Linked DNA regions of Homo sapiens: region 2 is linked to region 1. The links are chromatin loops, found by intact Hi-C in ENCODE. Cell type or tissue: PC-9. All regions are shown on one strand. Links, peaks and the distances in the headings refer to the core of each region. The heading gives the core; the rest is flanking DNA.

Region 1 (2,921 bases), core at 153-2,652:
TTTTTTTTTTTTTTTTTTTTTTAACACATAGTTTAATCCTTTAGTTAACAAGTATTTCTTGTGCTCTAGTCTTCACAGAATTCTGTGGTGAACAAGACCTGCTGTCATTTGAGAGAGGCTCTCTCGGACTAAGGATGTGTGATACAGGCTCAGGGTACTAAGCCCCATGGCATCACCCAGAGGGAGGTCGTGGGACCCAGGCCCACCTGTGGGAGCTCAGAGCCTGCTGGTGGCAGCTGCAAGCCACCCCAAAGATAGGAGAGGTCATAGTGGCTGTGGTGGCCGGTGATGCCCACCTGGAGGCCATGTGAGCTGTGGCTGGGACTCCCTTGTCTAATCTCCCCCATATTTCTGGATTTGGCCTCCACATTGAGGAATCTCTTACTACTCAGGATCCCTGAAATACATCTGTTGCCTTCCTGCCTGAGCCCTCTCACTTCTTCCCCTTTCCCGTTTATCCATGACCCTCCCCTTAACTGTCACTCATAACCTCTGTCTGATTCACACCACTGCACTCTCTCTGCCATTCCTTCAAAGATCAAGCAGTTTCCTTCTGTTAAACAAAATGTATGGGAGGCCATTATTTGGACTGACCTCCTGCATTAGGGTCCAACAGACCCATCCAAAATGGAGTCACTCACACTAAGGTTCCGCACCACGAAACCAAAAACGAAGCTGTTTACTTGGATCTGAGCTTCTGAGAAATCAGGAGAGAGTTGATAGTCATATCCCATTAGGCTAACAAGATCCTCAATAAGGAAAGTAACTTTGAAACGGCCAATCTGCATCTTATTTCTTGTTTTGGCTTTCTTCAGCCTTTTCTGCCTATAAGCTCAGCCCTTAGCTCAGCTCATGGGAGTTCCTTTTTATTTTGTAGACTGGATACTGCCCAGTTCATGAATTGCTAATAAAGGCAAACTAGACCTTTACAGCTCAATTTATTGAAATTTTGTTATTTGATACGTCCCACAATTTAACAATTGCACCTGATTTCACATATCCATTAATCAACAAAGGAGATGCATATTTCTTGCTTATTATATGTCCAGCACTGCCCTAGGTCCTGGTTTTGGGGTGAGGTGGGAGGAAGGATCGATTAAAATAAATGCAGGAACCTGCTCTGCTCTTAAGGGTCCCCAAAGAGGAGAGCAGTGGGCTGAGTTGCAAAGTGGTTTCTCTAGGACCAGGAGCTGTGGAGATCCACAGGGATCCCAGCCACAGAGTCCCCAGCAAGGCAGGCTTGGGGTAGGAGCTTGCTGAAGGGTGTTGGTTTTTTCTTGGACACTTCTGTCCTGGTCCGACCCACCAGCAGCTGCCTGCATGGGACGACAGTGCCCCCTGGTGGTCAATTCCGGGAACTCTCCAGCAGCTGTTTTGTAAAGCCCAGAGGATTAAGCTCCCTCAAGAACTTCTATTTTTGGTTCCCAGTATTTCCATAATGAAATGCTAACAGAAGCAGCCAAATGGCTTCCCAAAGGACCTGAAAGCTGCACTGCCGAACTCCTGTGTTCTCCAGCTCTCTGCTTCCCAGGGGTCAGATCTGCTGTTGGTTCTCAGGGGCAGTTCTCTGTTCCATACGGTTTAATTAAAGGGTCCCAGGGAGAGCAACTATATGTTTGCCTTGCCGAGTCTGACCTCAGGCTGTGTGCACATTCAGAGTGACGTGTTGGAAAGAACACTGGATCCAGGATCAGGAGGCTCATCCCACGCCAGCCGCTAAGTAGCTGTGAGATAATAATTTCAATAATAGCTACATTTTATTCAGTATTTACTCTGAGCCAGACATTGCACCAAGAGCTTCACATACATTGTTGACTTTGATCCTCACAACAAGCCTGTGAGATTGATACTGCTGTCATCTCCAGAAATCGAGGCAGAGAGAAGTCAAGTAACTTGGCCAAGATCATACAGTATGTGGCAGAGTTAGGACTTGAGTTCATGTTTCTGGGCATCCACTATGCTACACTGAACTGTGGAACTCAAAGAATCGGAAACTAGTGGTAGTGTCCAGACACTGATGTTTTTAAATGTTCCCCAGGTGATGGTGATGTGGAGCCACCTTTGTAATCTATAGGGTCCCACCAGCTATAACACTCAATGAGCCCCATGCCTTCCAAGAAGCAGAGGTGAAGTTGGGATGAGGGGAGAAGCCTGGGTTCAGGCCCTAATCTCCATGGATGTACAGGGCTGAACAGAGTCACAAGCACAGCAGAAACACCATGATGGCAGAGCAGTCATCCTGCCTGCTGTCCTCTTTATCTGGAGATGGTTTGTAGGACAGGAGAGCAATTGCCTTCCACAACATTCCTCAGAGTTCGTTATGTCGCATACACCCCAATCTACAGATCCATCACCTGTCCATTTATCTCAATGCCTCTAGAGCCATTTTCTATTTTTTAATAGATTCATTTGACAAACACTTGAGACTTATGATGTGCCAGGCCCTGAGTCTGCAGGGGTGGAAGAAGCTGGCATGGCCCCACTCTTGTGAGTTGGCAATCTAGAGGAGGAGATAGACAGACAGCACATTTTGGAAAAAAAAAAAGCACACTGTGACACATGCTCTGAACGACACAGCAATGCACAGTGGTGGAAAACAATAGGAGAGCAGAGGGACCTAATAAGACAGAATGAGCTGGGATTAAGCAGAGACCAGAAGAATGTGTTTAGTGTGTGCCTCCTGTTGGTAAATGAGCTCTGTTGTGTTCACTACACACTGGGCAGTTTGGTGCAGAGCTTGCTTTTCCCTGGGCCTCTACTGGAGTCCCCTCCAGGAGACATGGGGTGGCTGCTGTTGACATTTTCTCCCTGAAAGCCCAGGTATCTCTCCAGAGATGGAGAACTCTGAGCTTCCTTTTTACAGAAAGGACTCAAACTGGTGGCTGTTTGGGGATGGGACGATGATGGGTGATGTTTGAGGC
Region 2 (2,921 bases), core at 1-2,500, 540 kb after region 1:
GTTATGCTGGCTTATATTTCCCAAACATTTCCCCAACACGATGCAGGCATATTACATGGCTCAGGACAGTAATAAGATGGATTAAGCATTCTGTACAACTTAAAAAGCATTATCAAACCCCTTCAAAAACAAACTAAACAATGGCTGGTTGGATACCTGTGAATGACCCAAGGCTTTCTAAGATAAACTATTTAGAACTCAATAGAGGGGTCTCCTAATGAAATCAAGCCTTCTGGAAAGGAAACAACTTGTAGTTTGCAAGAACTCAAAGATACTTTGGATCCACTACAGAGCTTGCCAAAATTATGAAATGAAATTTTTTACTAAGCAGACAAAGGAAGATGCATTATATTTAAAAATCACTGTCAATTTTACTAGGATTTAGAATATAAAACCTTTACATCTCTTTTACAATAAAGAGAATTTAGAGCTCACTTGTCACGAAAATATTTTTCATTATTAAAAAAAATTGTTATAAAGTTATTTCTTCTGATATGGAGTTTCAAAGCATCTAACATAACCGCTTCAGAATCTCCACAGTGCAAAAATAAACAACATGCATACACTTAAGAACTTTACATTCTTTGAAAAACAATACAAATTGGAAAGAAAATTAGTATGTGATCAAAGAGAGTCAGAGCTCAAGTCTGAACTTTGCCAATAAAGGCAGATGATCTGAAGAGTTATTTTCGTTTGGAAGTCCATTAACAGTCCATAAGTCTTGTTCTGTAAGAAGTGACAGTCTAGCTAGAAGTTTCAAGCCACCAACCAAAGCAACTTCAGCTCCTACATTAAAGAAGCACACACATATTTAGTAAAATTGTCAACGGGTTATTGTAAATTAATCATACAAGTCTTTTCTCCAAACAAATATAGAACTTGAGGCCCCTCCAGAAGACTAAAAACTATGACACAGTTTTTAGAATATCTAAGCTTTATTGAATTATAACCTAATTATAATTATCAAACACACAGCAGTTTGAGATATTTTTTCTATTTCCAGCTCTGTAAACAATCTTTAGAAGAAAATATAAATGAAATACTTAAGAATGTTAAGGGTAATTTGTGGTTGACAACTACATAAGAAACTCATCCAGCAACCATTCTGTAGTTGCATAAAGCCAGAGACACCGGGCCACAGCCCTGTAGCAGTTTATAAGGTGAATGGAGAATAAATTAGTATAATTTAGTCCCAGATAGTCAGCACCCACAGAAGTGAAGATGACATGCTCTTTTTGAAATGCTGATCCATAACACTCTCCTGCCACCAAGTGAACTTCTGTCAGCATGACAACTACGAAAACCTTACTATAAATTCAAAGCAGCAGGCATATTTTTTGTAGAGTAGATCTAGTGGCAGGAATAAGTCATCTCGTGAGTGTTACTAATAAGGTTATTCCCAGAAGAAAGGAGGGGGGAACAAACAGAGGGGAAAAGGGTAAAGAAAAAGAAGCATCCAAAAAAATGGAAGAGAAAAAAATGAAAAAAATCAGAAAAGAATAAAACAGCTGCTCACATTCCAAAGTTTTCTTAAAGGTATTTTTGTACTTCCAGTAATCTTAAACTGCATTTTCTTCTCCACTTTAAATCCTTTGGCTAATGTTTAAAACCTGATTTTCGGCCGGGCACAGTGGCTCACGCCTGTAATCCCAGCACTTTGGGAGGCCGAGGCAGGCAGATCATGAGGTCAGGAGATCGAGACCATCCTGGCCAACACGGTGAAATCCCGTCTCTACTAAAAATACAAAAAATTAGCCGGGCATGGTGGCGGGCGCCTGTAGTCCCAGTGGCTCGGGAGGCTGAGGCAGGAGAATGGTGTGAACCTGGGAGGCGGAGCTTGCAGTGAGCTGAGATAGCGCCACTGCACTCCAGCCTGGGCGACGAGCGAGACTCCGTCTCAAAAACAAACAAACAAAAAAATTATATAGACTTTTCTGACCGAATGTGGTGGCTCATGCCTGTAATCCAAGCCACCCTGGGAGGCCGAGGTGGACGGCTTGAGCCCAGGAGTTTGAGACCAGCCTGGGCAACACGGTGAAACCCTGTCTCTACAAAAAATACAAAAATTAGGTGGGCATGGTGGCTCATGCCTGTAGTCTTAGCTACTCGGGAAGCTGAGGTGGGAAGGTCACTTGAACCCGGGAGACAGAGGTTGCAGTAAGCCGAGAATCATGCCACTGCACTCTAGCCTGGGTAACAGAGCGAGACTCTGTATCCAAAAAAAAAAAAAAAAAATATATATATATATATATATATATATATATACTTTTCCTCCTCAGAAAAATCCAATATTCCAGAGTCAACATGACAGCATAAGCTGTGTTGCTGGCAGTGTAACTATGGTCCTCCAATGAAGGCAGGACGCCTCGGTAAAATTTAAGCACAAAACTATGATGACCATTAACAACATACTCAGTTCCTGTCACAGGAAAAACAGTAAATTTATGGCAAGCAAAAAGAAAGGGCAATATGAAAGACCTATAACTCAGAGGCTGACTGGAACTGGAGGGTAGGACTGCTAATGTAATTCTTGGGTAATAATTTGCTTGGATGTGTTTTATTGCCTCCCTCATATGCAAGTAATCAACTGATTTATTCAAATATATTACCAATCTGTCTATTTCGAAATATTTTTACCTTCTAGATCTAGAACTTCAACTGGATGTTTAGAGAGCTTTCTTAACTTTAACCTTGAGGTTTTAGCTACTGTGCTCTCTAGGAGAATTTAAGATTACATGCATTCCTTACCTGGGTGCCCAGCAACATCTTCCTTTTCTGCAGAGTAGAAAATATAATCCACAGTTATGGCACTTCGGGAATGACAGGTGGTCACTTCTGGAATTCCAGTGTCAGGAAAGTAATGTGAATAAACAGATGACAAACTGAAATGGTGCTGTAAATTTGAAGACAATCTAAATAGA

The links. Peaks named below come from ENCODE experiments on the same cell type or tissue, not always from the same donor. Only the 100,000 strongest peaks of a DNase experiment are listed, where the experiment ranks them.
Region 2: a loop joins it to region 1, with 12 times the contacts of the local background. A loop is called at or near these places in 15 of 110 quality-filtered maps.

Annotation. Positions count from the first base shown.
Region 1 is chr1:212,454,723-212,457,643 of GRCh38, forward strand. No RefSeq gene overlaps it. Among named protein-coding and RNA genes, the nearest start is that of LINC02771, 17 kb to the right of the region's middle. In PC-9, for the core only: CTCF peaks have their summits at 1,353 (motif pointing left) and 1,561; a DNase peak (open chromatin) is centred at 1,309.
Region 2 is chr1:212,994,407-212,997,327 of GRCh38, forward strand. It overlaps ANGEL2 (angel homolog 2), which reads right to left. Exons shown (of 9, transcript NM_144567.5): 8 at 2,749-2,912; 9 at 1-786. The coding sequence ends at 635. Among named protein-coding and RNA genes, the nearest start is that of ANGEL2, 20 kb to the right of the region's middle. In PC-9, for the core only: CTCF peaks have their summits at 1,280 and 1,479; no DNase peak of the experiment used is centred there.